2 separate regions of the Homo sapiens genome follow, and region 2 is linked to region 1. A link is an interaction called in ENCODE POLR2A ChIA-PET data of the cell type or tissue named here. Cell type or tissue: Caco-2. All regions are shown on one strand. Each heading gives the region's core, and the rest is flanking DNA. Links, peaks and the distances in the headings are about the cores only. Region 1 overlaps LRIG2-DT (LRIG2 divergent transcript). Region 2 overlaps LINC01356 (long intergenic non-protein coding RNA 1356).

Region 1 (15,751 bases), core at 5,998-9,997:
AAACTCAATTCCCCTCAATTTTGTTACACAAGCAACTGACTTCTCTACCCCCTATTCAACCCCAGGCCTTCTTTGCAGAGCTAGCTTTGTGACTGTGCCCTGCTATCCTGTGAGCATTTTCCCCAGATCCAACCCCTCAGGACCACTTCGAGCTCTCTTTTCCTTTTGCCTCCCCCAATAGCTTCTGGGAAGAGCAGGGAATAAGATAGAGATTTATTTCCCCACCAAACAGAATTTTGTCATCTCTCTTAGAAGAAGAAGAAGCAACAATCAATTCTTACGTTAAATGGCAATTTTAATTATTTTGACTCATAAACATTTTAAAAACATATTTTAACCACAGTTAAAAATACATATTTTAAACATATTTAAACATATCCTCCATATTATGAAATTTCAGTGGTGCGTTACCTAGGTCTTGATGTTTTAATGAGTGAAGTCTGTGAAAATGAGGTTCTAAATGCTAATCAGGGTTTCCTAATTCTGAGAAAGAAGTCAGGAAGGATGTCGTTAGCTCATCTGACCACAAATGTAACACTGATTCTGCCTAGGAGAGGAAGAAAATAAAGCAAAACGTGAGCAGTGCTGCTTTCTCAGCCTCAATTAACACGAGAACACCATCTCCTCCACTCTCTCCCAAGGACCTGACAAGACAGGCAGAAGCCCTTGTTCTTGAACAATTCAGAGGGTTGGTAGGAAGGTCTCCAGGGAGATACTGGACCTCCTGCCACTAACTGCAGTTGGGCTCTCAAGTGATTAATGGAAAAATAAAAGATGAGACTATATTTATATCCCAAACTGTGGAGTATGCCATACCAGTGACACCTGATTATACGGCTAAGTGTTCCAAAATTCATCAGCCTGAGACTACAGAATCAGGTTACATTTTCTCTTTTTTTTTTTTTTTTTTTTTGGGACAGAGTCTTGTTCTGTCTCCCAGTCTGGATGGAGTGCAGTGGCGCCATCTTGGCTCACTGCAACCTCTGCCTCCTGGGTTCAAGCCATTCTCTTGCCTCAGCCTCCCAAGTAGCTGGGATTACAGGCATGAGCCACCACGTCAGGCTAATTTTTATGTTTTTTTTTTTTTTTTAGTAGAGACAGGGTTTCACTGTGTTGGCCAGGCTGGTCTCGAACTCCTGACCTCAAGCGATCCACCCACCTAGGCCTCCCAAAGTGTTGGGATTACAGGCGTGAGTCACTGTCCCCAGCCACATTTTCTTTTCTTTTTTTTTGAGACGGAGTCTTGCTCTGTCACCCAGGCTGGAGTGCAGTGGTGCAATCTTGACTCACTGCAACCTCTGCCTCCCAGGTTCAAGCAATTCTCCTGCCTCAGCCTCCCAGGTAGCTGGGACTACAGGCGCGTGCCACCACGCCCAGCTAATTTTTTGTATTTTTAGTAGAGATGAGGTTTCACCGTATTAGCCAGGATGGTCTCGATCTCCTGACTTCGTGACCACCCGCCTTGGCATCCCAAAGTGCCTGCATTAAAGGCATGAGCCACCATGCCCGGCCGACATTTTCTTTAATATACAAATTTCAATGATTCCAATCGTCTTCTCTGGAATATGACAAGCTAATTCTTTTTTTTTTTTTTTTTGAGTCAAAGTCTCGCTCTGTCACACAGGCTGGAGTGCAATGGCGCAATCTTGGCTCACTACAACCTCTGCCTCCCAGGTTCAAGCGATTCTCCTGCTTCAGCCTCCTGAGTGGCTGGGATTACAGGCACACACCACCACACTCGACTAATTTTTTGTATTTTTAGTAGAGACGGGCTTTTGCCATGTTGCCCAGGCGGGTCTCAAACTCCTGAGCTCAGGCAATCAACCCGCCTGGGCCTCCCAAAGTGCTAGGATTATAGGTGTGAGCCACCGCGCCCGGCCTGAGAGGCTAATTCTTATTATTAGACTTCCCTTTACTTAATTGTTTGTTTGTTTGTGGCAGGAATACTGGGAGAAAGTCAATATGACCCTGGCATTTGCAGGTGTCCTCCCCAAGTACATTTGCCACCCTTGCTGTGCTCCATAGCTCTCAGGTCACCTGATGCCATCTAGGGACTGACTTCTCCCTGACTGCTGTTGCTTTCTCCCCGAGATGTGGTTCCCCAAGCCTGGACACAGGCTCTACCCTTTACTCCCCAAAGAATACCTAAAACCAACAAGTAGGTGCCAGGAAAAAAAAGCCTGACAGAAGTTTTGAGGATCACAGAAGGGAATGACACTAAAATTGAGGAAAATCTAAACACAAGGGGATGTCCCATTGCTCTTTGAATCTGTTAGCCCACACCCTCCCTAGGGTACCTTCTACCAGGGCTGGCTTCATGGGCCTGTGACCTATGCCATCACACAGGTCCCCAGTCTTAGAAGGGGCTTCATGCTTAGTGTTCTGCTGTCATCATCTTGAAATTCTTAATAATTTTTGAATAAAAGATATCCTGAATTTTCATTCTACACTTAGCCCTGCAAATTATGTAAGTGATTCATGCCTTCTAGTAACCATTCTTCTCTTTAACCCCCTACCTGCCTGTATGTGCAGAGACCAGTCCCACATCTTGCCAACAAAAGCGCCCATGATTATAGTCAACTCAGGCACACTATTGCTCCAGAGATGCAAAAAACCTTGCTCACGATGAAGACTTAGGAGTGACGAAATTGTCCTTCAAGTACCATAACCACAAGGTAGTGATACGAACAGATAACCAGCATATATTTGGGGTAATATTGGCAAAATTATCCAAATGTGGTAGATTCAGATATTTGGTCCCATGTAGACCAAAAACGAAGCAAATAAAATTTTATTTAAAGATGTTTGTTTTGGTTAAAGGGCTTGGCCTCACTTAGATGGACTCACCCTATACATGAGGGTGCTTGGGGGAGAGGCTAGAGTGTTTCATGACACAAAAACATTCTATTTGTTTTATTATTATTATTATTATTATTATTTGAGATGGAGTCTCGCACTGTCGAGCCCAGGCTGGAGTGCAGTGGTGGGATCTCGGCTCACTGCAACCTCCACCTCCTGGGTTCAAGCGATTCTCCTGCCTCAGCCTCCCGAGTAGATGGGATTACAGGCACCCGCCCCCACGTCCGGCAAATTTTTTGTATTTTTAGTAGAGACTGGGTTTCACTATGTTGGTCAGGCTGGTCTCGAACTCCTGACCTCAGGTAGTCCACCTGCCTCGGCCTTCCAAAGTGCTGGGATTACAGGCATGAGCCATCGTGCTGAGCTGACACGAAAACATTCTGAAGAATTTGGCTATGGCACTGATCTCCAGCCCACCTGCACTCTCATCTCCACCCCCAATTCTCCACCTCCTACACCCCTCCCCCTACTCCACCTCAGCCCCTTAGGGCGATTTAAGTAATTTTCCAGACCTGACTCTGAAGTTATCTTCCCAGCAGGAGTCGCAAGGGTGAGTGGTAGAGGGGTGAAGACCTTCAGTGACCAGCTATAGTCTGAGCTGGGAAGGGACAAAGGCAAGAAGAAGGAGGAAATGGGTCACTGCCCATGGCTGGCAGAGCAACTGCTGTGCCTGAGCTTTTATTCTGTGAACAAATCTTTGCTCTCTTCACCAGTGACCCACATGAACTGTCATTCCCAACTGCAATAAAGTGGGGCAAGGGCTGAGAAGGGCTGAGAAGGGCTGACTCCACAGCTGTGGAGTAAGAGTTCCCTGGCAGGAGAAGAAAGACTGAAAGACACAGGGCTTTCATGGAGGCAAAAGAAACAAAGAAAGTCTGAGACAAGGAGATTAAAAAACAAAAACAAAAAAACAAACAAAAACCTCTGAAAAGCCTAATTGCCCCTAAATGCCTCGACACCAAAACTTTGTCATTTTTTTCTTTTTTGTGGCTGTCTTCCCATTTTATTTTTAATTATTTTTTTTTTCCGAGACGGAGTTCCGCTCTTGTTGCCCAGGCTGGAGTACAATGGTGCGATCTTGGCTCACTGCAACCTCTGCCTCCCAGGTTCAGACGATTCTCCTGCCTCAGTCTCCCGAAAAGCTGGGATTACAGGCGTGCGCCACCATGCCTGGCTAATTTTTGCATTTTTAGGAGTGACGGGGTTTCACCATGTTGGTCAGGCTGGTCTGGAACTCCTGACCTCAGGTGATCCACCCGCCCGGGCCTCCCAAAGTGCTGGGATTACAAGCGTGAGCTACCACACCCAGCCTGTCTTCCCATTTTAAACACCCTTTATGTTCCAAGTGAGGTAAAGGTGAGGAATAAAAGGGAGAATGGTTGCAGAGCCTCATTAAGCTGGGAGCTAGGATCACAGGAGCTAGTGGAGATCTTGGGTGAATCCTACTGTTTCTTGAATGAGTCCTAGAAACGCCCGCTCATTTGGCTACTTCTTCCTTTCCTGCACACAGGAATTTAACAAGATTCTTCTACAGCCTGGTGACTTTGTGATCTCTTAGCCTTAGTCATGTCCTCTTTCCCTCCCACCCTAGCCCCAGAGACTCTTCCTCTTTTCCTTGGCAGTTCGAGTCCCAGAGTGTTATTTATCAGTCAGCAGCAGAGGGCGATCTGGCCCCGGAGAATGACCCGGTCAACTCGGGCCATATGCCTGGGTTGCTAATGACTTGCAGCTCCATCAACATAAAGCTGAATTCTTCACAAAGGAACACTGTCACTAAGCTTTTTCCTTTTCATTCTTGAAAGCTACACTGCCTTAGCTAACCCCTTCCCCCTCCCGCCTTCATTCCTGCTCTCTTTCCTCTCCCAACCTCTTGGAAGCAGCAGGAAATGAACAAGGTCCACAGTGGAGAAAAACAAATCCCAGGGCCCTGCTGAGGAAAACCACAGGAAAATGACCAAGTGGCATTAGCAGCTGCAGGAGTTTTAGGTAGCTGTGTGGTGTGCGTGTATGTGTATGTGTGTGTGAGAGAGAGAGAGAATCCCACATAGCAGTACTTTTCATAGTTTAGCATAACATAAAAATCACCTGGCGAGCTTGTTAAACCACAGCTTCCTGGGCCTTACCCAGGAATTCCCGGGGCCCAAGAATTTGCATTCTTAACACTCCTAAGGTATTTTAATGATGCCAGTGGAGGACTGACCACATTTTGAGCAGCACTGCTGTACACAAATGCAGTGAAATAGAATGTATAGATCTGAGCCAGGGGCTTGCTTGGATAACATCCTGATATGATGGCCTCCCCCAGAAGAGTCAGGCCAGATCCTTCCAATTCCAGGCCAGAAGATTTCATAGATCAGCCTACAGCTGTTCCCTCCCCTTGAAAAAGAAGCAGAGAATGTATCAACAAGAGCATTGTTTGGAGAGGGCTGAGCTCAGATAATAGGCTGGTTCTCCATTGACTGTTTCTTTCATCCCAACTGGCAGAAGAATCACAGAAGGCCCCTCCTTTCCCCTCCAGCAGAGATGGATGCTCTACCTACTTAAAAATCAAGAATTCTTCTGACCTTGGCTGTGTCCAACAACTCATGCCCAGAGGCTTCTGACCTGTCCCCTCCTTAGCACCCTCCAGATCTGAGAACCTCCAGAGTCACAAAGGCCTGTGGAAAGAGCTGGTTATCTTCAAGATACCCAGAGGCGCTTGGGCTGATTTAAAGGCACTACTCCCTTCTGTTTATGCAGCAGAAGATAACAAGACAGACAGAAGTGCTGCTATGGTCTGAATGTTGATGTCCCCACAAATTCATCTGTTGGAATTTAGTCCCTGATGTGATACCAATCAAGAGATGGGGACTTTAGGAATTGATTAGGTCAGAAGGCTACAGCCCCCATGAATGGGATTAGTGGCCTTATAAAAGAGGCTGGGGGGCCTGGCGTGGTGGCTCACGCCTGTAATCCCAGCACTTTGGGAGACTGAGGCAGGCAGATCACTTTGGGTCAGGAGTTCTAGACCAGCCTGGCAAACATGGTGAAACCACATCTCTACGAAAAATATTAAAAAATTAGCTGGGCGTGGTGGCGCATGCCTGTAGTCCCAGGTATTCAGGAGGCTGAGGCAAGAGAATCGCTTGAATACAGGAGGCGGAGGTTGCAGTGAGCTGAGATCGCGACACTGCACTCCAGCCTGGGCGTCAGAGCAAGACTCCGTCTCAAAAAACAGAGCTGGAGGGAGACTGTGAGACACATTTAGAAAGCATCATTTATGAGGAACCAGCCCTCTTTGGCAGCTTGATCTTGGGACTTCCCAGCCTCCATATATGGTACCAATCCTTCTTTAGTTTTAGTGTCCATATCACAGAAGGGCTCATGTTGTAAAAGAAGTCAAAAGCAGCCTTGAATAATCAGAACCCTTCTGCCAGATTGTCTAATGTCAATTTGTTTTCTAGAACTACTGCTTCTACATGTTCTTCCTCTTCATCTGGCTCTGGTTTGGAAGCACTTATCTCCATCAAGTCATCTTCTGTTAATTCCTCAGGTGTGGTGTCTATTAGCTTTTGAATTTATCCAAGATCTGTATCTTGAAACCCTTTATCTCCCACCTTTTTTGGGACATCCACAATCTCTTTCATGATTTCCTTGATTGCTTCTGTCATATATCCTGATAAGTCATGCACAACATCTGGACACAGTTTTCTCCAGCAGGAATTTATTGTTTTGGGCTTGATGGCTTTCATAGCTTTTTCTGTAACAATGATGATGTCTTCAATGGTGTAATGCTTCCAGACTGTCATGATGTTCCTATCAGGGTTATCTTCCATACTGTTGACAATCCTTTCCATAGAGTATCATGTGTAATGAGCCTTAAAGGTCCTTATGAACCCCCCATCTAGAGGCTGAATTAGAGACATATTTGGGGGCAAATAGACCACTTTGACACCTTTGGTGTTGAACTCATGAGGTTCTGGGTGGCCAGGGGCATTGTCCAATATCAAAAGAACTTTAAAACGCAGTCCCTTACTGGCAAGGTACTTGCTGACTTCAGGGACAAAGCATCAGTGGAACCAATCCAGAGAAAAGGATTCTCATTATCCAGGCCTTCTTGTTCCACAACTAAAAGACTGGCAGCTGGTATTTATCTTTTCCCTGCAAAGCTTGAGGGTTAGCAGCTTTACAGATAAGGGCAGTCTTAATCTAAACCTGACTGCATTTGTACAAACAGTAGAGTTAGCCTATCTCTTCCTGCCTTAAATCCTGGTGCTCGCTTCTCTTCCTTACTAATAAATGTCCTTTGGGTCATTTTTTTCCCCAGAATCAAGCACTTTCATCTGCATTAAAAACCTATTCAGGTAGATATCCCTTTTCCTCAATGATTTTCATAACGTCTGGAAAATCATCTGCTGCCTCTTAGTTGACAGAAGCTAATAATTCTCTTGTTATCTTGACATTTTTAAACCCAAACCTCTTTCTAAAATTACCAAACAATCATTTGCTAGCATTAAATTCTCTCGCTTTAGATTTCACCTTCTTTTTGCTTCAAGTTGTCATATAATGACTTTGCTTTTTCTGGAATCATATTAGACTATATACGTATGAATTTCTTATAGCAATACCGCACCAATATAAATATATTGCACCAAAATAAATATAAAATAAATGCAATATAAAAGTTGCATTTTCAATACAAGATATAAAGGTAGTTTGCAAAAAGTGCAAGGTTTTCATGACTGCTGGTATAGCTGCAGTGACAGTTTCACAAATTTCCTTTCCTTTTTTTTTTTTTTTAATGGTTCTTATGCTGGATTCATTTATCTCGAAATGGCAGACAAGTACAAGCTGCAGGCCTCAATCTGTGGAAATATCAAGCAATTCAACTTTTTGTTGTAATGATATAACTATTCTGTGCTTCTTGGGAGCACTTCCAGCATCACTAATGGCACTTCATATGGTCCCAAGGTGTTATTCAAGGTTTATGGTATTGCACTAAACATGATGAAAACTATGTGAGAACTGAGAGATCACTTTTTTTTTTTTTTGAGACAGTGTTTCACTCTTGTTGCCCAGGCTGGAGGGCAATGTTCACAATCTCAGCTCACTGCAACCTCCGCCTCCTGCGTTCAAGCAATTCTCCTGCCTCAGCCTCCCGAGTAGCCAGGTTCAAGCGATTCTCCTGCCTCAGCCTCCCAAGTAGCTGGGATTACAGGCGTGCACCACCATTCCCGGCTGATTGTTTTTTGTATCTTTAGTAGAGATGGGGTTTCACCATGTTGGCCAGGCTGGTCTTGAACTCCTGACCTCAATTGATCTACCCACCTCAGCCTCCCAAAGTGCTGGGATTATAGGTGTGAGCCACTGTGCCCAGCCTACTACAGTTAATTGTATGCAGTTATGATTTAATACTGCATCTCTATATTTGTTTGCATTTATTTCCACTGTGAATGGTGCAAGTGTTTGTAAGTGTACTTATGTGTAAGTTTTGATTTTTTTTTTTTTTTTTTTTTTTGAGACAGAGTCTTGCTCTGTTACCCAGGCTGGAGTGCAATGGCATGATCTCGGCTCACTGCAATCTCCGCCTTCCGGGTTCAAGCAATTCTCCTGCCTCAGCCTCCCAAGTAGCTGGGATTACAGGCATGTGCCACCACGCCCGACTAATTTTTTGTATTTTTAGTAGAGACAGGGTTTCACTATGTTGTCCAGGCTGGTCTCGAACTCCTGACCTCAGGTGATCCGCCTGGTGGCCTCCCAAAGTGCTGGGATTATAGGTGTGAGCCACCATGCCTGGCCTCTGATAAATTTTAACTTTTTATAATGGATTTATATATCTTTTATGGCAGTAAATAATAAAGTACACTAGTATCTACATATATTTTATGCATTTATGACACACTCAACTTTTTCTTTTTTTTTTTTTTTGAGATGGAGTCTCGCTCTGTCGCCCAGGCTGGAGTGCAGTGGCGCGATCTCGGCTCACTGCAAGCTCCGCCTCCCGGGTTCACGCCATTCTCCCACCTCAGCCTCCCAAGTAGCTGGGACTACAGGCACCCACCACCATGCCTGGCTAATTTTTTGTATTTTTCTTTTTTAGTAGAGATGGAGTTTCACCGTGTTAACCAGGATGGTCTCGCTCTCCTGACCTCATGATCCACCCTCCTTGGCCTTCCAAAGTGCTGGGATTACTGGCGTGAGCCACCGTGCCCGGCCCAACTTTTTCTTAATTTAAAAAACATTTCTGGGTTGGGCGCGGTGGCTCACGCCTGTAATCCCAGCACTTTGGGAGGCCGAGGCGGGTGGATCACGAGGTCAGGAGATCGAGACCATCCTGGCTAACATGGCGAAACCCCGTCTCTACTGAAAATACAAAATTAGCTGAGCATGGTGGCACATGCCTGTAATCCCAGCTACTCAGGAGGCTGAGGCAGAAGAATCGCTTGAACCCAAGAGGCGGAGGTTGCGGTGAGCCGAGATCATGCCATTGCACTCCAGCCTGGGTGACAAGAGCAAAACTCCATCTCAAAAAAAAAAAAAATTAGCCAGTGTAGTGGTGCATACCAGTAATCCCAGCTACTCAGGAGGCTGAGGCAGGATAATCGCTTGAACCCAGGAAGTGGAGGTTGCAGTGAGCCAAGATCGTGCCACTGCACTCCAGCCTGGGTGACAGAGTGAGACTTTGTCTCAAAAAAAAGAAAAAATCTGAGTATAAGTGGACCTGTGCAGTTCAAACCCATGTTGTTCAAGGGTCAACTGCACATTTCTCTTACAAGAGTAACTTTCCAAAGCTACTCCTATGTCTGCAATTTCTCAAAATAACCAGCCGGAAATTATTAATATGCCAAAAAGGCATGTTTTGGGGTGGCATATTTCTGTCTCCTACAGTCATACTTAAATGTGGTATCTCCTGAGTCCCAACACCCTCAGGAGCCCATAGTTTAACTGGATACAAAGACTAACAAGAAAATATATAGTAAGAGCAAATAAACCAAAATGTAGTAAAAGCATGGAGATAGCAGAAAACCCTCAAGGGCATTAGCGGAATGGGAACACATCCTGAAAGAAGGGATTGAGATGAGATTTGAAGGGTGAATGTGAGTTCATCAAGGAGATCAAAGAGCAAAGACTTGAGAGGGAATCTTGAGTCGTGGGATATGAAAAAATAGTGGGTAATGCTGAAATATAAAGTGCAGTCAGGGATCACAGGCCCCTTTCTGTTCTTTTATAGCACCTGGCACTTCAGACCACTTCGAGCATTTATCACCACTTCTCAACCAAAAGGGTGACCAAATGGGATTATTTGTTTCACAAACCCCTGTAAGAACTGTCAGCAGGGAGTGCTTTCCCTTCTAAATCCCCTCATGGCAGGGAAGAGTACTGGATAGGAGTAGGGGTAGATTTCCCTCTGGAAGGTCACTACACCAGAAACGCCCCAGGAATCTGGAGGTTGGTTTTCTCACATGGAACAGTCTGTTTGGCTCTGGCAGCTAAGAGGCTAGCAGTTCTACTGTGCCAAGCTATAGGAGATGAATGAAATGAGCAGAAACCACCAAGAGGCCAAGAAGACCAATTAGTGAGCATATGAAATCTACCCCCAGAGACTCCAGAATGACTCAGAAGATCACTGAGAGGGTTATAGGTTGTGTAAATCTGGTGGGGTAAGGAACAAAGAGCACTGCTTGGTTACTGCTACCATGACCCAGTTTCTCCCTCTGGGCAGGTGTGGCTGGGAGAAACACATTTAACATGGAGATCATTAGGGCTGCCAGTAGTGGTTAGGGTAGGTATGTAAATACTTTCCAAGGAGTACAGGGCAGTGGTTAGTTTCAAAGAAATCAATTTCTAGATCCTCAATTTGATGCGCCCCAGAGGACATCTGCAGCCCTGATTTTCTTTTCCCATCTCATTTTCTCAATTGCCCTCTTCTCACTTTATCAAAAAAAGTTTATCTCTTACTCTTCCCTAATCCTGACAAATGATGCATTACTCTGGGGTGAAAAAAGCATGTAAGGCATCAAAGGGACAATTCCAAATTTTTTTTTTTGAGACGAAGTCTCACTCTTGTCCCCCAGGCTGGAGTGCGATGGCACGATCTCGGCTCACTGCAACCTCCGCCTCCTGGGTTCAAGCGATTCTCCTGCCTCAGCCTCCCGAGTAGCTGGGATTACAGGAATGCACCACCATGCCCGGCTAATTTTGTATTTTTAGTAGAGACGGGGTTTCTCCATGTTGGTCAGGCTGGTCTCGAACTCCCGATCTCAGGTGGTCTGCCCACCTCGGCCTCTCAAAGTGTTGAGATTACAGGCACGAGTCACTGTGCCCGGCCATAAAATGTTTTTAATCACTAATTATATTAGTACAAGATTACATAGAAATGGATTCAAAATATGATTTCAAAAAAAAAAAAAAGAAATAATGTAAAATTAAAGAGTGTGATATGAGAGCTGGGAGGATGGCTTGAGCCCAGAAGTTTGAGACTGCAGTGAGCTGTGATGTGCCACTGCTCTCTAGGCTGGACAACAGAGCAAGACCTTGTCTCAAATAAATATATAAAGATAAAAATTTAAAAAAAAAAGTGTAGTCATGAATTTTCTAAATTGATGATGGTAATATCAAATTACTATATTTATATTCCTGTAGATTCCTTTAAAAGGGTGCTTTCGGCTGGGCTCAGTGACTCAAGCCTGTAATCCCAGCACTTTGGGAGGTCGAGGCGGGCAGATCGCCTGAGGTCAGGAGTTCAAGACCAGCCTGGCCAGCCAGGTGGAACCCCGTCTCTACTAAAAATACAAAAATTAGCCAGGAAGCTGAGGCAGGAGAATCGCTTGAACCTGGGAGGCGGAGGTTGCGGTGAGCCGAGATCATGCCATTGCACTCCAGCCTAGGCAACAGAGTGAGACTCCTTCTCCAAAAAACAAAACAAAGTGCTTTCATAGTTTTATTATATTAATCACAAAAAGCCAGTAATTCTATCTTACAGCTCTTTAAACTTACAATGAAAAATGTCAGTTGCTAACTTTAAAACGTACAAGGGGGTACATGGTTTTTCAAGTCTCTTACAAAATATAAGAACAAAAACATTTGACGACCATGGTTTTAGGCCAACGTCATTTCTGGAAGGGGAAACCTAGAACAGCCTAAACTTGCCTTTTCTATTTGGCACCATTCCATGATTCCCCCAGGGCAGGGTGAGAATGGTCTTCAGCTTCCTTTGCAAACCCTTTCAGCCCATTCCCAGTAACTGGCATAGGTTACTCACCTTGGAGTCACACAGCCTGACTCAGTCATGTACACAAATACTTGGGCACTCTTGGGCAAGGTACTGAATCTCTCTGTGCCTCAGTTTTCTTTTTTTTTCTCTCTTTTTTCTTTTTCTTTTCCCGAGTAGCTGGGACTACAGGCACGCATGATATCATGCCTGGCTAATTTTTGTATTTTTAGTAGAAACTAAAAACAGTTTAGTCAGGCTGGTCTCGAACTCCTGACCTTGTGATCTGCCCACCTCGGCCTCCCAAGGTGTTGGGATTACAAGCATGAGCCATTGCGCCTGGCCTGAGTTTTCTAATTTATAAAATGAGAGTAATGTTTTATAAATTAAAATATTATTCTTTTTTTACTAATACTACTTTTAAAATTTATGTAAATTATCTTAAAAAGTGCCTGGCCATGGAAGCTATTAATGTTGTTTGTTGTTGTTGTTGTTGTTGTTGTTGTTTTTGAGACAGAGTCTTGCTCTGTTGCCAGGCTGGAGTGCAGTGGCGCGATCTCGGCTCACTGCAGCCTCCGCCTCCCAGGTTCAAGCGATTCTCCTGCCTCAGCCTCCCGAGTAGCTGGAATTACAGGCATGTGCCACCATGCCCAGCTAATTTTTGTATTTTTAGTAGAGACGAGGTTTCACCATGTTGGCCAGGCTGGTCTTGAACTCCTGACCTCAGGTAATCCACCCGCCTTGGCCTCCCAAAGTGCTGGGATTACAGGCGTGAGCCACCGTGCCTGGCCCTATTATTGTTTATTTGAGTACTCATTTAACAAAAAAGGAAGAAACAGAGAGGTCAGGCCAGATGTCAAAGGTCATTTTAGCTGGGCACGGTGGCTCACACCTGTAATCCCAGCACTTTGGGAGGCTGAGGCGGGTGGATCACGAGGTCAAGAGATCAAAACCATCCTGGCCAATATGGTGAAACCCCGTCTCTACTAAAAATATAAAAATTATCTGGGCGTGGTAGCACATGCCTGTAGTCCCAGCTACTCAGGAGGCTGAGGCAAGAGAATCGCTTGAACCAGGGAGGCAGAGGTTGCAGCGAGCCAAGATTGCACCACTGTACTCCAGCCTGGTGACAGAGCTAGACTCCGTCTAAAAAAAAAAAAAAAAAAAAAAAAAGAAACTCCATCTCTACTAAAAAATACAAAAATTAGCCAGGCGTGGTGGCAGATGCCTGTAATCCCAGCTACTCCGGAGGCTGAGGCAGGAGATTGCTTGAACCTGGGAGGCAGAGGTTGCAGTGAGCCAAGATCATGCCACTGCACTCCAGCCTGGGTGACAGAGTGAGACTCCATCTCAAAAAAAAAAAAAAAAAAAAATCCGGTCATTTTGTTGGTCAGTGGTAAAGACTGAAAACCTGGAGTTCTTGCATTTGGCCCACTTATACTTACCTTTTGGTTTCTGGGCAGGGACTCAGAGCTTGTCCAGGAATCTGGAGGGATGGCTTGTAACATCTTTTCCTCCATGGGCCTTGAGAACAGTCTGTTCTTTCATGGGCTTCCACTTAGCACTGTTCAGAAGCATCCACAGCCACAGCCAGAGTCGGGGTCCTAGGCTTATAGAGTAGTGTCTCATGTCCTAAGGCTAGGCTCCACCACAGCAGAGCAGAATAGGTATCTGCTAAAATCTCCTATCACTTCTCATTTGTTTATTAAATCCTTTTTTTTTTTTATTAGAGGGAGTCTCCCTCAGTCACCTAGGCTGGAGTGCAGTGGCGTGATCACAAGTCACTGCAACCTCTACCTCCTGGGTTCAAGTGATTCTCCTGCATCAGCCTCCCGAGTAGCTGAGATTACAGGTGTGCGCCACCATGCCCAGCTAATTTTTGTATTTTTAGTAGAAATGGGATTTCACTGTGTTGGCCAGGCTGGTCTCCAACTCCCGACCTCAGGTGATCCACCCGCCTCAGCCTCCCAAAGTATTGGGATTACAGGCGTGAGCCACCGTGCCCAGCCTATGTTTCCTTTTCTTTTTTTTTTTTTTTTTTTTGAGATGGAGTCTTGCTCTGTCACCCAGGCTGGAGTCCAATGGCGCAATCTTGGCTCACTGCAGCCACTATCTCCCAGGTTCAAGTGATTCTCCTGTCTCAGCCTCCCGAGTAGCTGGGAGTACAGGCACCTGACATCATACGCAGCTAATTTTTGTATTTTAGTAGAGACTGGGTTTCACCATGATGGCCATGCTGGTCTGGAACTCCTGACCTCATGATCTGCCCACCTCGGCCTCTCAAAGTGCTAGGATTACAGGCGTGAGCCACTGGGCCAGCGGAAGTGTTTTTTAAAACACATTCTAACTGATAGCTATTAATATTTCTTGGATTGTTATATATGAGATAGGATAAGTTAAAAAAAAAAAAAGGGCCAGGCTCGGTGGCTCACGCCTGTAATCCCAGCACCTTGGGAGGCCGAGGTGGGTGGATCACCTAAGGTCAGGAGTTTGAGACCAGCCTGGCCAACATGGTGAAACCCCGTCTCTACTAAAAATACAAAAAATTGGCCAAGCATGGTGGCAGGCGCCTGTAATCCCAGCTACTTGGGAGGCTAAGGCAGGAGAATCACTTGAACCCAGGATGCGGAGGTTGCAGAGAGCTGAGATCATGCCATTGCACTCCAGCCTGGGCGACAAGAAAGAAACTCTGTCTCAAAAAAAAAAAGAAAAAAAAATCCTAGTATTAATAGGAAAATGCCAGGCAGTCAAGCATTCTAACAGAAAAGGTCAAAACAGGGATTTCTAATGTAAGTCCTGAACCCCTACTACCACTAACCTGGAGGCTCCATGGAGGTGTTAATGAAGGTGTAAGAGTTGTTTTCTCCTTTCCAAAGAAGTCTAATAGAAATCATCAATTATATTTATGCTACCTTTGCTTTTTTTTTTTTTTTTTGTCCAGAAACCCATCAAGGTAGTGTGGTAGGCCTGGCTGTCTTAAGGGAAAAGGGATTAATTAATGATATTTGTCTGGCAGGCTAAAATCTTTTCAAGCTTTGAGATCCACTCCTAAGAGCTACTTAGTAGTGAGAAGGTTAGGGATCTGCAATTTAATCTCTGGGAACAAAGTCTTAAACCAAAGAAATAAACCTCTTCAACAAACACTCAGGCAACAGTGCTGTTGCGTTTCAGGAGAAGGGTATGGATTAAAGAATTGAAGATACACTGGCCTTGATATCTAGGTCTCTAATGTAGAATCAGTAGTCTACGGTGGTTAAAATAATGGACTTTTTTCTTTTTTTGAGACAGAGTCTCACTCTGTCAACCAGCCTGGAGTGCAGTGGCGTGATCTTGGCTCACTGCAACCTCTGCCTCCCGAGCTCAAGTGATTCTCCTGCTTCAGCCTCCCGAGTAGCTGGGACTACAGGTGCATGCCACCATGCCCGGCTACTTTTTGTATTTTTAATAGAGTTGGGGTTTCACCATGTTGGCCAGCCTGATCTGGAACTCCTGACCTCAGGTAATCTGCCCGCCTCTGCCTTCCCAAAGTGCTGAGATTATAGGCATGAGCCACCGCACCTGGCCAAAATAATGGACTTTTAATAGTAAAGAGACATAGTTCAAATCTTGACTCTGCCACTTGCTATTAATAATTAACAAATTATTGAACTTCTCTGTGCATCAGTTTTCTCATTTGTAAAATAATAGAAACTATCTCATAGG
Region 2 (15,751 bases), core at 10,552-14,551, 210 kb after region 1:
GTCAGACTCCATCTCAAAAAAAAAAAAAAAAAAAAGAGTAGTATAAATTAGGACTTTATGTAATCCACTTTTTGATTCCTGAAAAATAAGTTGATTTTTAATCTTTAGTTATAAATGTCTCTCTAGATATTCAGGATACATTATAAATTTGGTTTTAAAATAGATTTAAATCTGCCGGGCGCGGTGGCTCACGCCTGTAATCCCAGCACTTTGGGAGGCTGAGGCAGGCAGATCACGAGGTCAGGCGATCGAGACCATCCTGGCTAACATGGTGAAACCCTGTCTCTACTAAAAATAAAAAACATCAGCCAGGTGTGATGGCACGCGCCTGTGGTCCCAGCTACTCGGGAGGGCGAGACAGGAGAATCGCTTGAACCCGGGAGGCAGAGGTTGCAGTGAGCGGAGATCAGGCCACTGCACTGCAGCTTGGGCGACAGAGCGAGACTTGGTCTCAAAAAATAATAATAATAATAAAATAGATTTAAATCTATAATAGTTTTTTTTTTTTTTTTTTTTTTTTTGAGACGGAGTCTTTCTTGCTTTGTCACCCAGGCTGGAGTGCAGTGGCCTGATCTCGGCTCACTGCAAGCTCCGCCTCCCGGGTTCACGCCATTCTCCTGCCTCAGCCCTCAGCCTCCCGAGTAGCTGGTACTACAGGCGCCCACCACCAACACCCGGCTAATTTTTTGTATTTTTAGTAGAGATGGGGTTTCACCGTGTTAGCCAGAATGGTCTGGATCTCCTCACCTCATGATCCACCCACCTGGGCCTCCCAAAGTGCTGGGATTACAGGCGTGAGCCACAGCGCCCAGCAACGGGTTTTAAAATTATTTCAATAAATCAGGCACTCTAGAACACAGTGAGGAGGCGCAACAATTACGTAATAATTTTTTTTGGGCGGGGGATGGAGTTTCACTCTTTTATTTTTTTTTGGAGACAAAGTCTCGCTCTGTTGCCCAGGCTGTAGTGCAGTGGCGCGATCTTGGCTCACTGCAAGCTCCGCCCTCCCGGGTTCACGCCATTCTCCTGCCTCAGCCTCCGGAGTAGCTGGGACTACAGGGGACCGCCACCACGCCTGGCTAATTTTTTGTATTTTTAGTAAAGACGAGGTTTCACCGTGTTAGCCAGGATAGTCTCAATCTCCTGACCTTGTGATCCACCTGCCTCGGCCTCCCAAAGTGCTGGGATTACAGCTGCCCGCCACCATACCCCGCTAATTTTTGTATTTTTAGTAGAGACAGGGTTTCACCATGTTGGCCAGGCTGGTCTCCAATTCCTGACCTCAGGTAATCTGCCCGTCTCGGTCTCTCAAAGTGCTGGAATTACAGGTGTGAGCCACTGTACCCAGCTACTGTCAGTTTCATATGCTTTTATTTTTTTTAATTTTTTTTGGTTTTTTTTTTTGAGACAGTGTCTCACTCTGTTGCTCAGGTTGAAGTATAACAGCATGATCTCGGCTCACTAAAACCTCCGCCTCCCGGGTTCAAGGGATTCTCCTGCTTCAGCCTCCCAAGTAGCCAGGATTACAGGCGCATGCCACCACACCCAGCTACTTTTTTGTATTTGTAGTAGAGACGGGGTTTTGCTATGTTGGCCAGACGGGTCTCAACTCCTGGCCTCAAGTGACTCGCCTGCCTCGGTCTCCCAAAGTGCTAGGATTACAGGTGTGAGCTACCGCGCCCGGCCCCAGATTGGGGAAACTTTGAAATGGCTTCTACACGGATCATAACTCTTGCAGGGGAAATGGAAGATGCTTATTCTCTCAAGGACTTTTGATTACCTCTGTTTGTCTGCTCCATCAATGAGTGAGTGGCAATGGGTGGAAAATTGTATTTCTAAGAACTTCATGGCGTAATCTTACTCATTCTGATGAATAATCAAAATAATCAGGGGAAGACAGAAAGGTGGAAGACAGGGAAATGAACTAGGAAGCTGTTACATTAAACTATAGGAAATGGCGACCTGATCTCAGGTGTAGTGGTTGTGAGAGTGGAGAGGAGGATAGGTTCAAGAGCTATTCATGTTGGTCAGATATGGGGCATGAAGGCAAATGAGAGAAGGATGGCTCCCAGCTTCTTGTTTGGCCAGTGATTTGAGCTGGTGATCGAATCATCACATAAATGGTAATGATGCCACTGAAACAGATGTGATCTGGGTGTAGAGTATTGATTTAGAAGGTCATGTGTGAGATGCATGTTTTTGTTTTTGTTTTGAGACGGAGTCTCACTCTGTCACCAGGCTGGGGTGCAATGGCACGATCTGGGCTCACTGCAATCTCCACCTCCTGGGTTCAAGTGATTCTCCTGCCTCAGCTTCCTGAGTAGCTGGGACTACAGACATGCGCCACCACGCCCGGCTAATTTTTGTATTTTTAGTAGAGACGGGGTTTCCCCATGTTGGCTAGGCTGGTCTCAAACTCCTGACCTCAGGTGATTTACCCACCTCAGCCTTCCTAAGTGCTGGGGGGAAAAAAAAAAAGGGCCGGACACGGTGACTCATGCCTGTAATCCCAGCACTTTGGGAAGCTGAGGTGGGCAGATCACGAGGTCAGGAGATCGAGACCATCCTGGCTAACACGGTGAAACCCCATCTCTACTAAAAATATAAAAAATAAGCCAGGTGTGGTGGCGGGCACCTGTAGTCCCAGCTACCTAGGAGGCTGAGGCAGGAGAATGGTGTGAAACCGGGAGGCAGAGCTTGCAGTGAGCCGAGATTGTGCCACTGCACTCCAGCCTGGGCAACAGAGACTCCGTCTCAAACAAACAAAAAAAAAAGGTTTCTGCTTTAGGCCAGGCACAGTGGTTCACGCCTGTAATCCCAGCACTTTGGGAGGCTGAGGCAGGTGGATCACCTGAGGTCAGGAGTTCAAGACCAGCCTAGCTAACATGGTGAAAACCCGTTTCTACTAAAAATACAAAAAATTAGCCTGGAATGGTGGCACACACCTGTAATCCCAGCTACTCGGGGGGCTGAGGCAGAGGTTGCAGTGAGCTGAGTTCGCACCGTTGTACTCCAGCTTAGGCAACAAGAGCGAAACTCCATCTCAAAAAAAAAAAGTTCCTCCTTTAATGCACCATATTTTTTTTTGTGGAGGGAGACTGAGAATAAGAGGAAACATAGCCTAGTGCTAAAGAGCACAGACTTGGGAGACATTCTGATTAGGTTTGAATTTCTGCTCCACCACATCCTGAGCAAGCTGCTTAGCCTTTCTGTTCCTCAATTTCCCCTACCCCTTTTTTTTTTTTTTTTGAGACGACGTCTCGTCCTCTCCCCCAGGCTGGAGTGCAGTGGCGTGATCTCAGCTCACTGCAACCTCCGCCTCCTGGGTTCAAGCGATTCTCCTGCCTCAGCCTCCCGAGTAGCTGGGATTACAGGCGCCTGCCACCACGCCCAGCTAATTTTTGTAGTTTTAGTAGAGACAGGGTTTTACCATGTTGGCCAGGCTGGTCTCAAACTCCTGACCTTATGATCTGCCCGCCTCAGCCTCCCAAAGTGCTGAGATTACAGGCGTGAGCCACCGCGCCCAGCCTCCCCTACTCTTAAAAAAAATAATAGTACTTTTTTTATACGGTTGTTGAAAGTATTAAATTCGTTAATCAACTAAAGTGCTTAATCTAATTCCTGCCTCATAGAAAGCACTATATGAGTGTTTACTCTTATTTAGATAATCTTTTAGATAGGCGCTAGGGAGAAAGATAAAGCAAGGTAAGGAGTGCGAAGTCAGAGGTTGACATTTGATCCAGGATGGCCCTGAAAAGCCTCCCTGATAATGTAAACATTTGATTTGAAGTGATACCTGAGTAAACAAACACTCCAGGCACACCTAACTCCTTTAGGGTTGAGAAACCCTAAAGAACACACTTGACATCCTCTAACAATAGTAAGAAGGCCATTGTAGTTGGAATAGTATGATCCAGGAGGGATAAATGTAGGAGATGAAGTCAGGGCAAATTATGTAGACCCTTTGTAGCACTTTAAAACGTTGGCTTTACATTCTATCCACTAGACCCCAGGCTTCAGGAGTAAGCATGCAAATTAGATCCCGCCAATCAAAGCTTACACAGTGATTAGCCTTGAGTGAACCAAGTACTTACTCAAAGCTAATTATATTCCCAGCATGTTCATTCTTGGAATTCTGTTGCCTGGAAAGAAGCTAGAATTGTTATAGGAGAGTGTGTAAAGTTGAAGTTACTAGCAATTCTTGCACCAGTGAATTGAGGGCATGTCTGAAAGCGGAACCAACACAGAAGAAAGTAGAACCAATATTATTTGGTTCTTGCATTCAACTGTGCCTAAAACCAGAACCCCACTTTAGATTTCTCAGTCACATGAGCCAAAAGCATTTTCTTTTTCCTTTTGAGACAAGGTCTCACTCTGTTGCCCAGGCTGGAATGCTGTGGCATGATCACAGCTTACTGCAGCCACAACTTCCTGAGCTCAAGCCACCCTCCCACCTCAACTTCCTGAGCTCAAGCCACCCTCCCACCTCAACTTCCTAAGCTTAAGCCACCCTCCCATCTCAGCCTCCTGAGCAGCTGGCACTGCAGGCATGCCACCATACCTGGCTAATTTTTTGATTTTTTTTTTTTTTTGTAGAAGCAGTATCTGACTGTGTTGCCCAGGCTGGTCTTGAACTCCTGGTCTCAAATGATTCTCCTGCTTTGGCCTCCTAAAGTGCTGGGATTACAGGTATGAGCCACTGTACCTGGCCTACATTTTCTTTTTATTCAAGTCAGGTCAAGTTATGTTTTTGGTCACTTGCCAACCTTTGTTAAGACAGAGGAGGCAGAAGAAATGGAGTCACTGAATCAAAATAGAAAGGAGTAATTGGCCTGCATGACAGGAAGAAAATCCAGAAAAAAGTCAAGGACAGAAAGCATTCAATAATGCATTTTCAATAATTTGAACACTGAATGAATGATGAAGGAATGTTAAAGTAAGGACACAAGAAGCTTATGGAAGTATTCAGCACAAAACAGATCAAAAATCGTATCTAGTGATATGTATACACAGTGGAATACTATTTTGCCTTAAAAAATGGAAATCCTGCACTTTGGGAGGCCAAGGCGGGTGGATCACCAGGTCAGGAGATCTAGACCATCCTGGCTAACACGATGAAACCCCATCTCTACTAAAAATACAAAAATTAGACAGGTATGGTGGCATAGACAGGCACCTGCAATCCCAGCTACTCGGGAAGCTGAGGTAGGAGAATGGCGTGAACCTGGGAGGCGGAGGTTGCAGTAAGCTGAGATCACCCCACTGCACTCCAGCCTGGGCGACAGACTGAGACTGTGCCTCAAAAAAAAAAAAAAAAGGAAATCCTGTCATTTGTGACAACGTGGATGAACCTGGAGGACATTGTGTGAAGTAAAATAAGCCAGGCAAAGAAACACAAATACTACATGATCTCACTTATATGTAGAATCTACAAAAGTACAACTCATAGAAATAGAGAATAGTGATGATCAAGCACTGAGGGTGAAGAAGGGGAGAATGGGGAGATGTTGGTCAAAGGATACATTTCATTTTTTTTTTTTTTTTGAGTTGGATTCTCACTCTGTTGCTCTGGAGTGCAGTGGCGTGATCTCAGCTCACTGCAACCTCTGCCACCTGGGTTCAAGTGATTCTCCTGCCTCAGCCTCCTGAGTAGCTGGGATTACATGCACCTGCCACCACACCTGGCTAATTTTTGTAGTTTTAGTAGAGATGGGGTTTTACCATCTTGGCCAGGCTGGTCTTGAACTCCTGACCTCGTGATCCACCCGCCTCGGCCTCATAAAGTGCTGGGATTACAGGCGTGAGCCACCGCGCCCAGCCAGGATACATTTCGGCTAGGAAGAATAAGTTTAAGTGATCTGTTGTATAACATGGCGACTATAGTTAATAAAAACATATACTTGAGAATTGCCAAGAGAATAGATTATAAATGTTCTCACCCCAAAGTAATAAAAGTATGTGAGGTAATGCATATGTTTATTAGCTTGATTTAGCCATTCCACCATGTATACGTATATCAAAACATACCCCATAAATACGTACAGTTTTTTTTTGTTTTTATTTTTGAGATGGAGTCTCACTCTGTCACCCAGGCTGGAGTGCAGTGGTATGATTTCGGCTCACCGCAACCTCCGTCTCCCAGGTTCAAGCGATTCTCCTGCTGCAGCCTCCCAAGTAGCTGGGACTACAGGCACGCGCCACCATGCCTGGCTAATTTTTGTATTTTTAGTAGAGACAGGGTTCACTTTGTTGGCCAGGCTGGTCTCAAACTCCTGACCTCGTGATCCGCCTGCCTCGGCCTCCCAAAGTGCTGGGATTATAAATGTGAGCCACTGCGCCTGGCCAATATATACAATTTTTATTTGCCAATTAAAAAAACAAAAAATTGGCTGGGCGCAGTGGCTCACACCTGTAATCCCAGCACTTTGGGAGGCTGAAGTGCGTGGATCACCTGAGGTCAAGGAGTTTGAGACCAGCCTGGCCAACACAGTGAAACCTCATCTCTACTAAAAATACAAGAGTTAGCCAGGCACAGTGGCGGGTGCCTGTAATCCCAGCTACTCGGGAGACTGAGGCAGGAGAATCGCTTGAACCCAGGAAGCGGAGGGTGCAGTGAGCCGAGATTGCACCACTGCACTCCAGCCTGGGAGACAAGAGTGAAACTCCATCTCAACAAAAAAAAAAAAAAAAAAAAAAAAAAAAAAAAGGCTAGGCGTGGTGGCTCATGCCTGTAATCCCAGCACTTTGGGAGGCTGAGGCAGGTGAATCACCTCAGGTCAGGAATTTGAGACATCCTGGCCAACATGGCGAAACCCCGTCTCTACTAAAAATACAAAAATTAGCCGGACGTGGTGTCAGGCGCTTGTAATCCCAGCTACTTGGGAGGGTGAGGCAGGAGAATCTCTTGAACCCAGGAGGCAGAGGGGGCTGGTTTCCAGAAAGACCCAGGAGTGGAATGGGAATGTTCAGCTTCACCTCCTGAACCCTGGGGAGGGGAAAGGGGCTGGATGTTGAGGTCAATCACCAAGGCCAATGTTTTAATCAATTTTGCCCATGTAATAAAACCTCCATTAAAACCCCTGAACAGGGGCCAGGCGCAGTGCCTGTAATCCCAGCACTTTGGGAGGGCGAGGCGGGCGGATCACCTGAGCCCAGGAGTTCGAGACCAGCCTGGCTAACATGACGAAACCCTGTTTCTACTAAAAATAAAAAAATAGCCCAGCATCGTGGTGCGTGCCTGTAGTCCCAGCTGCTTGGGAGACTGAGGCAGGAGAACCACTTGAACCCGGGAGGCGGAGGTTGCAGTGACCTGAAATCATGCCACTGCACTCCAGCCTGGGCAATAGAGTGAAACTCTGCCTCAAAAAGCAAACAAACAAAAACCCCTGAAAAGTCTGGGTACAGTAGCTCACACCTGTAATCCCAGCACTTGGGAGGCCGAGGCAGGCAGGTCACTTGACGCCAGGAGTTTGAGACCAGCCTGGCCAACATGGTGAAACCCCATCTGTACTAAAAATACAAAAATTAGCCAGGCATGTTGGCCCACGCCTGTAATCCCAGCTGCTCAGGGGACTGAGGCAGGAGAATTGCTTGAACCCAGGAGGTGGAAGTTGCAATCAGCCAAGATGGGGGGACCACTGCATTCTAGTCTGGGCAACAGAACAAGACTCCGTCTCAAAAACGAACAAACAAACCAACCCCTGAACAATAAGAATTGGAGAGCTTCTGGGTTGGTGAACACATCGAGGTACCAGGAGGGTAGTATGCCCAGAGAGAGCACGGATGCTCCTTCCCCATACCTTGCCCTATGCATCTCTTCATCTGGCTGTTCCTGAGTTGTATGCTGTATAATAAACGAGTACATGTCCCTTCTCTACAAAAAAATGTTTGTAATAAATTAGCCAGCCTACTGAGGGGGCTGAGGCAAGATCTCTTGAGCCCAGGCATTCAAGGTTACAGTGAGCTGTGATCATGCCACTGCACTCCGGCTTGGGAGACAGGGCAAGACTCTGTCTCAAACAACAACAACAACAACAACAACAACAACAACAAACCCACCAGTAAATGTAAAGTGTTTTTCTGAGTTTTATGAGCTGTTTTAGCAAATTATTGAACTTGACAAGTAGCACAATCACTGGATCAGGGTCACAGGAACCCCCAATTTATAGCCAGTTGACCTTAGAAGCACAAGTGGCAGCCTGGTACTTGAAAATACCATCTACAGTGAAAGTAGTCTTGTGGGACTGAGCCTTTAAGGCTTTGCAGTCTGACACGAACTCTGGGTCGTTAGTGGCAGAACTGAACTGAATTGTAGTGACACCCACTTGGTGTTTGGAGAGCTGGAGAACCGGTTGTCAGAAGTGTTGTGAGTAAAAACAGTTCAGAGTAGCCCTCTGTGTCTGGCTGCTTTCACATAGCATCATGTTTTAGGATTCATCTGTGTGGTTGCATTTATCAGCAGTTCATTGCTTTTTATTACTGAATTGTATTCCTTTGTATGGATGAATTGTAATTTGTATATCCAGTCACCTGTTGATGAACATTTGAGTTATCTCATCTTTTGTTTATCATGAATAAAGCTGCTATAAACATTCACATAGAGATCTTTTTATAGACATATGGTTTCATTTCTCTTGTGTAAATGGCTAGGATCGGGATTGCTGGTCATATGGCAAATGCATGTTTAACTTTATATGAAACTACCAAACTATTCTTTAAGTGGCTATAATTTTGTAATTCCATTAGCAATGTGTGAGAATTCTAGGTATTCTGCATCCTTGTCAGCAGTTTATATTGTCAGTCATTTTTTTTTTTTTTTTTTTTTTTAGATGGAGTTTCGCTGTTTGTTGCCCAGGCTGGAGTGCAATGGCGTGATCTCGGCTCACTGCAACCTCCACCTCCCGGGTTCATGTGATTCTCCTGCCTCAGCCTCCCAAGTAGCTGGGATTACAGGCGCGCACCACCATGCCCAGCTGATTTTTGTATTTTTAGTAGAGACGGGGTTTCACCATGTTGGTCAGGCTGGTCATGAACTCCGGACCTTGGGTGATCCACCCGCTCGGCCTCCCAAAGTCCTGGGATTACAGGCATGAGCCACTGTGCCCGGCCTGATATTGTCAGTCTTTTTAACTTTATCATTTTAGTCAGTTGGCAGTGTGGTTTTAATTTACATTTCCCTGATGACTAATGATGTTGATCATTTTTTCATGTACTTGTCATCTGTATAATTTTGTGAACTTTCGTTTTTCAAACCTGATATTTAACAAGGTCTTAAAGATATTAAGTACCTTGAGTTTTTGTCTTTCAAACTCTTTGAGTGACTTTTTCGGGCTTATCTGACAGTGAAATGAATAATATAGTTGAAAATCGTAGGTCAGGCGCAGTGGCTCACACCTGTAATCCCAGCAGTTTCGGAGGCCAAGGGAGCCCAGGAGTTTGAGACCAGCCTGGGCAATGTGGCAAAACCCCATCTCTACAAAAAATACAAAAATTAGTCGGGTGAGGTGGCACAGACCTATAGGCACAACTACATGGGAGGCTAAGGCAGGAGGATAGCTTGAGCCCAGGAGATCGAGGCTTCAGTGAGCCAAGATTGTGCCACTGCACTCCAGCCTGGGTGACAGAGCGAGACCCTGTCTCAAAAAAATAAAAAATAGGCCAGGTGCGGTGGCTCACACCTGTAATCCCAGGACTTGGGAGGTCGAGGCAGGTGGATTACCTGAGGTCAGGGGTTCAAGACCAGCCTGACCAACATGGAGAAACCCCGCCTCTACTAAAAATACAAAATTAGCCGGGCGTGGTGGTGCATGCCAGCTACTCGGGAGGCTAAGGCAGGAGAATCACTTGAACTCCGGAGGTGAAGGTTGTGGTGAGCTGAGATTGCACCATTGCACTCCAGCCTGGGCAGCAAGAGCGAAACTCCGTTTCAAAGAAAAAGAAAAAAAAAAAATCAAATCCTTAAATGCATGGCAGTGCATTTAAATAAGTGGTTATGAAGTCTAATTGCATGGAAAGATACTTTTTTTTTTCTTTTTTTGAGACAGAGTCTCGCCCTGTCATCCAGGCTGGGGTGCAGTGAGTGGTGCGATCTCAGCTCACTGCAACCTCCACCTCCTGGGTTCAAGCGATTCTCCTGCCTCAGCCTCTCAAGTAGCTGGGATTACAGGTGTGCACCACCATGCCCTGCTAATTTTTGTATTTTTAATAGAGACGGAGTTTTGCCATGTTGGCCAGGCTGGTCTCAAATGCCTGACCTCAGGTGATCTGCCGGCCTTGGCCTCCCAAAGTGTTGGGATTACAGGTGTGAGCCACCATGCCCAGCTGGAAAGATACTTGTAAGCATAAAACAATGTTAAATGAAAAAAGCAGAACATCTGCCAGGCACGGTGGCTCACGCCTGTAATCCCAGCACTTTGGGAGGCCGAGATGGGTGGATCATGATATTAGGAGATCGAGACCATCCTGGCTAACATGGTGAAACCCCGTCTCTACTAAAAATACAAAAAATTAGCTGGGCATGGTGGCACGTGCCTGTAATCCCAGCTACTCGAGAGGCTGAGGCAGGAGAATCGATTGAACCTGGGAGGCGGAGGTTGCAGTGAAGCGAGATCACACCACTGCTCTCCAGCCTGGGCGGCAGAGCGAGACTCCATCTGAAAAAAAAAAAAAAAAAAAGAAAAAAGAAAAAAAAATGCAGAACACAAACTACAAACTAGGTGAATTCTGTATATATAATATACTTTCAGAAATAAAGGGCGATGGAAATACACACAAAATTCTAAACATACTTGAGATGATTTTTTTCCATATTCTAGTTTTCCTTGATGTGAATATGATTGTTACCTTGTCACTAATAATAAAAGAAGAAAAGTGAATAGATGTGAAATAAAAGGGTTCTAGCTAGAGACACTTGACTCCTATAAAGACGTGAATGGTTATTACAAGCACATTACTTTTTCTGCTTCTCCAAGAGTTGCATTCTGGTGAAAGAGAGGTGAGTATAACACGGAACTCAAGAACACAATGGTCTTGCCTCACTATTTTGCTGGTGCTGGACCAAAGCTGTGAAGTGTAGCATCCACAGGCCACCTGTGCCGGCCACCAGTGCCTCCTTCTTGCAGGCAGTGCTCTTGGAGACAGCATTCCTGTGGTTCCCTTCTGATCACCATTCAGCTGCAAGTGAGTATTTACCTCAGGGAGCCAGAGTGTTCAGCTGTCAGCCACTCACAGTATTGTGGTTATTCTCAACCATTATCTTACTGAGCTAAACATCTGAAATACATTGATGTCACAAAAAAGATGCTGATGTTGGCCAAAAGAGAAAGCCTACCTTTCCACATAGTCATTCAGTGGATATTATGACAGCATGTGCCAGTGCTAAGCACTGTTCTAGGCATTGAGGATTCAGCAAGGAGCAAAACCCAGCTGTCTGTATTTCATAGATTTTACCTTCTAGTAAGGAAAGACACAACAGTAAATTATAAGGAAATAAGTTTTCTGATTGAAGCAATAGATATAGGATTAACCTTTTATTCATTCATTCATCCAAACTATTTTTTGGAACAAGTTCTATATGCCTCACTTCTGGATAGGAGAGAAGTAACAGTGAACAAACAAGTTCCTAACACCTGCAGCTTCTCAGGAGTTCGAGACCAGCCTGGCCAACATGGCGAAACCCTGTCTCTATTAAAAATACAAAAATTAGCCGGGCGTGGTGGTGGGTGCCTGTAATCCCAGCTACTCGGGAGGCTGAGGCAGGAAAATCGCATGAACCCGGAGGCAGAGGTTGCAGTGAGCCAAGATCGTGCCATTGCACTCCAGTCTGGGCGACAAGAGCAAGACTCCATCTCAAAAAAGAAAAAGAAAAGAAATGCCATATTAGGCCAGGCACAGTGGCTCATGCCTGTAATCCCAACACTTTGGGAGGCCGAGGCGGGTGCATCACCTGAGGTCAGGAGTTTGAAACCAGCCTGGCTAACATGGTGAAACCCTGTCTCCACTAAAAGTACAAAAATTAGCCTGGCGTGGTGGCACATGCCTGTAATCCTGGCTTCTTGGGAGGCTGAGGCAGGAGAATCACTTGAACCTGGGAGTTGCAGATTGCAGTGGGCCAAGATCATGTCACTGCACTGTCCGGTCTGGGCAACAGAGGGAGACTCCGTCTCAAAAATTAATAAATAAAGATAATAATATAGGTTCTTGTGGAAGACAGTAGTTATACAAAGTAGTTACACAATCCTTTGTCAAAAGCCTGCGTAGTAGAGCACATCTCCCCCATGATTATTTGCTTTGTTATTTCATATATAAACAAGCATTGGACCTAAGGTGGGCACCTTCCTCCTCTTGCTTCTGGGAACTCCCTGCTCTGCCCATTGAGTAGCCATTCTTTCATTCCTTTGCTTTCTTAATAAACTTGCTTTCACTATACTCTGTGGACTACCCCCAGATTCTTTTGTAGCAGGATGAGCCGCAGACAAAACTCCTCAGACACTGGGTTAAAGAAGGAAGGAGCTTTATTCAGCTGGGAACTTTGGCAGACTTGTGTCTCAAAAGCCGAGCTCCCCAAGTGAGGAATTCCTGTCCTTTTTAAGGGCTTACAACTTTAAGGGGGAAGGTCCATGTGAGAGGGTTGTGATTGATTGAGCAAGCAGTGGGTACGGGACTGGGGGTTGCATGCACCGATAATTAGAATGGAACAGAACAGGACAGGGATTTTCACAATGCTTTTCCATACAATGTCTGGAATCTATAGATAACATAACCGGTTAGGTCAGGGGTCGATCTTTAACCAGGCCCAGGGTGCGGCAACGGGCTGTCTGCCTGTGGATTTCGTTTCTGCCTTTTAGTTTTTACTTCTCCTTTCTTTGGAGGCAGAAATTGGGCATAAGACAATGTGAGGTGTGGTCTCCTCCCTTATTCCCCCGCTTTGAGAACCTCACTCATTAATGGGAGTTTTCACTTTCATCCTCACTACCCATGTCTTCTTGCAAGATAGATTAATAGTGATTCATATAGTACAATTGTGCTGAAGTATTTTGATGGACTAAGGTAGTGACAAAACTTTTCATTACTTGAAGGAGCAAAGGCAGCACACAGGGAAGCAACAAGCAGGTTCCTGTTACTATTATAATTCCTATATAGGAGTTTTAAATCCTCCTAGTGCTGGAAACCATTTTCCAAACATGGACCTAGGATTAAACCCATGCCACACCTGCACAGGCACATGTGCCAGCTTTGTTATATCTTTAACTATATCTTCAACTACTTGCCCTTGGTCATCTATGTGCAGACAGCAATTGGTCAGGTTAAACTTTCCACAGACCCCTCCTTCAGCTGCTAGCAAGTAGTCTAGGGCTAGTCTATTTTTATGAATAGCATTTCTCTTCTGGGTTTCTTGCCAGGCTAAAACAGTTGGAGCTCTGCCAGTTTTATTAGTGATTATTTGTAAGGCAGTTTGTAACTGTATGATTTGGTTGAGCATATAAATGGAGGTTTGGTATCCCCACAAGCCATCCTGTGCCCAAGTGGCAGGTCCATGATACTGTATGATTCTTTCAGGGGGCCACTTGTCATCTTTCCAGTTGCCTATAGCTATGCTTTTTTTTTTCTCGGGAAGCATAGACAGGGAAGCCCAGGAGCTCACCTGTTTTTATGGGCAGTAGGAAAAAGGATGGTTTAATGGTGTCAATAACACAACTACCTGCCCATTGGTCAGGTAACTTGGCATAGGCTCTATGCCCACATATCCGGTATAATCCAGTGGGGGCTGTCCAGTCCCGGTGGGATGCCAGGTGGGTCCACATGGTTTGCAACTTTGGAAATTTACTAAACAGATTTTTTTCAGTGTGGTTTGAACTCCACTAAGTGGCTGTTTTTGTAGTACTATTATACAGTTTTTGCCCAAGGCAGCTGAGTCTTCCCATAGGAAGGGTGAAGTCCGTCCTCACCCTTGCTATACAGTATTGTCTAATAATTGAGGTTTTTCAGAACCCAGAAGTTGCCAGTCTTTAACTTATTTTAAAAATGGTAGTCATAGGGAGCTCAGATGGATTATAGCACACATCAGGCTGGTCAGTTCCTGGGCTACATACCTTGTATAGCATTATATAAATCAGTTCCTTTTAGAGTCCCCGTACACTTATAATAACCATAAAATAATGGGACTATAGCAACCTTTTGTCCTACCTCAGTGACTTGATGTATATACTGGGAACAGTGCTCAGTCTGAGGAAGGCCAGTCGAAGTCCTTACTGTACAAGTCCAAATTTTAAGGAAAATGAGTCCTGCGATGAGTTTCCTCATGCTTCGGCCATGCGTGGACCAGTCAGCTTCTGGGTGTGACTGGAGCAGGGCTTGTGGTCTTCTTCAGAGTCACTTTGCGAGGGTTGGCGAAGCTGCTCCTGTCCACATACAGCTCCCAGTCTACTGATGTTCAAGGATGGTCTCGGAGGTTGGGCCTGCAGAAATAAACTGAGTCCAACACCTTTTACACAGTTATGTTCAACTGGGCTCTCTGATACCGGGAGCAAGGTGGCGGGGTTCAGGGTGTTGCAAACTTCAATGATTATGCGGGAATTTTCACAGAGCAAGCTTTGGTATCTAGTTAGTCTAGCATTCGTTAGCCAATGATGTCTTTTGGTATTTATTAAAGCATGGGGGAGACTTTATGTTTAGGTTTTGCCTAAGAGTTAGCTTATCCACTTCTTGTGCTAGCAGGGGTGTTGCTGCCAAGGCCCTCAAACATGGGGGCCAACTCTTAGAAACCCCTTCTAGTTGTTTAGAGATGTAGGCCACCGGTCTCGGCCAGGGCCCCACAGTCTGGGTCAAAACTCTAACCGCCATTTTTTTTCCTCTCTCTCTAATACATATTGTGTAAAAGGTTTTGTCAGGTCAGGTAGCCCCAGGGCTGGGGCCGACATGCGTTTTTCTTTTAACTCATGAAAATATCGTCGCTGTTGGTTATAATAGATGTAGTTTATCTAATCTACATTTTTATTAACTGTCACTCACCAAAATATTGACTCAAATCCTGCAGCTATTTGATTTTGGGCTTTAAATTGTTCTGGTATTCCCCATGGGACTCCAATTGAGTCTTAATAGATGTGAGAGTAGAAAGACCCATAAGGGGCTTCTCTCACTTTATGATGTCTTATTTTTCCTCCCTCTGGTTGATGAAATGCCAGGGTGAAAGGGATAGCCAACTGGACTAAAGCATAAGTGCCACTCCAGTTATTTGGCAGAGTGCCTAGTAAAGGTCCACCACAATACCACCACACATCCGCTTGGGGATGAACAAGGGCTGATTGATACATAAGCTCTTGAAAATTCTTAAGCTCACTGCATCCCTTCAGGTCTCCAAGGAACACTAAGTTTCCTCCCTGTCATGAGAGACATGAAGCGAACTTAGTTTTGGGAGAGGGAAGCTGGATGGCCCTTGGTGGCTGACCCACAGGGTGCCGGACTTCAGGATATAGCAGAGAGAGCTTGGCATGACTTATTACTCCAGGCTGTAGAATCCTGGAAAAGAGCTACCATGCAGCCCATGCCTGGTCTACTGGAGGACCACCTTAGTGGAAAGCGGACAATCAGGGCCTCTGGCCTGCCACATGCACAAGCATAACAATCACTTTTGTTTAATGTGTGGACAGAATATTTGATCCATTCCAACCAGGCATTTGCATCTTGATATCCTGTCTTAATTGCCAAAGTTCATTTTAAGTCTTTAACTTCTATGATCCTCTAGTAAAATGAA

What was found. ChIA-PET counts read pairs that join two places held together with the same protein. Peaks named below come from ENCODE experiments on the same cell type or tissue, not always from the same donor. Only the 100,000 strongest peaks of a DNase experiment are listed, where the experiment ranks them.
Region 2: POLR2A ChIA-PET joins it to region 1 with 6 read pairs; 6 of 35 experiments call an interaction of 5 or more read pairs at or near these places.

What each region holds. Positions count from the first base shown.
Region 1 is chr1:113,031,582-113,047,332 of GRCh38, reverse strand. All of the region lies in intron 2 of LRIG2-DT (LRIG2 divergent transcript), which reads left to right. Among named protein-coding and RNA genes, the nearest start is that of LRIG2-DT, 34 kb to the left of the region's middle. RefSeq lists enhancers at 2,854-3,773, 4,372-4,666, 4,695-5,614 and a silencer at 4,462-4,511. In Caco-2, for the core only: no CTCF peak of the experiment used is centred there; no DNase peak of the experiment used is centred there.
Region 2 is chr1:112,829,426-112,845,176 of GRCh38, reverse strand. It overlaps LINC01356 (long intergenic non-protein coding RNA 1356), which reads left to right. Exons shown (of 7, transcript NR_103746.1): 3 at 4,597-4,689. Among named protein-coding and RNA genes, the nearest start is that of LINC01357, 13 kb to the left of the region's middle. RefSeq lists an enhancer at 942-1,891. In Caco-2, for the core only: no CTCF peak of the experiment used is centred there; a DNase peak (open chromatin) is centred at 12,676.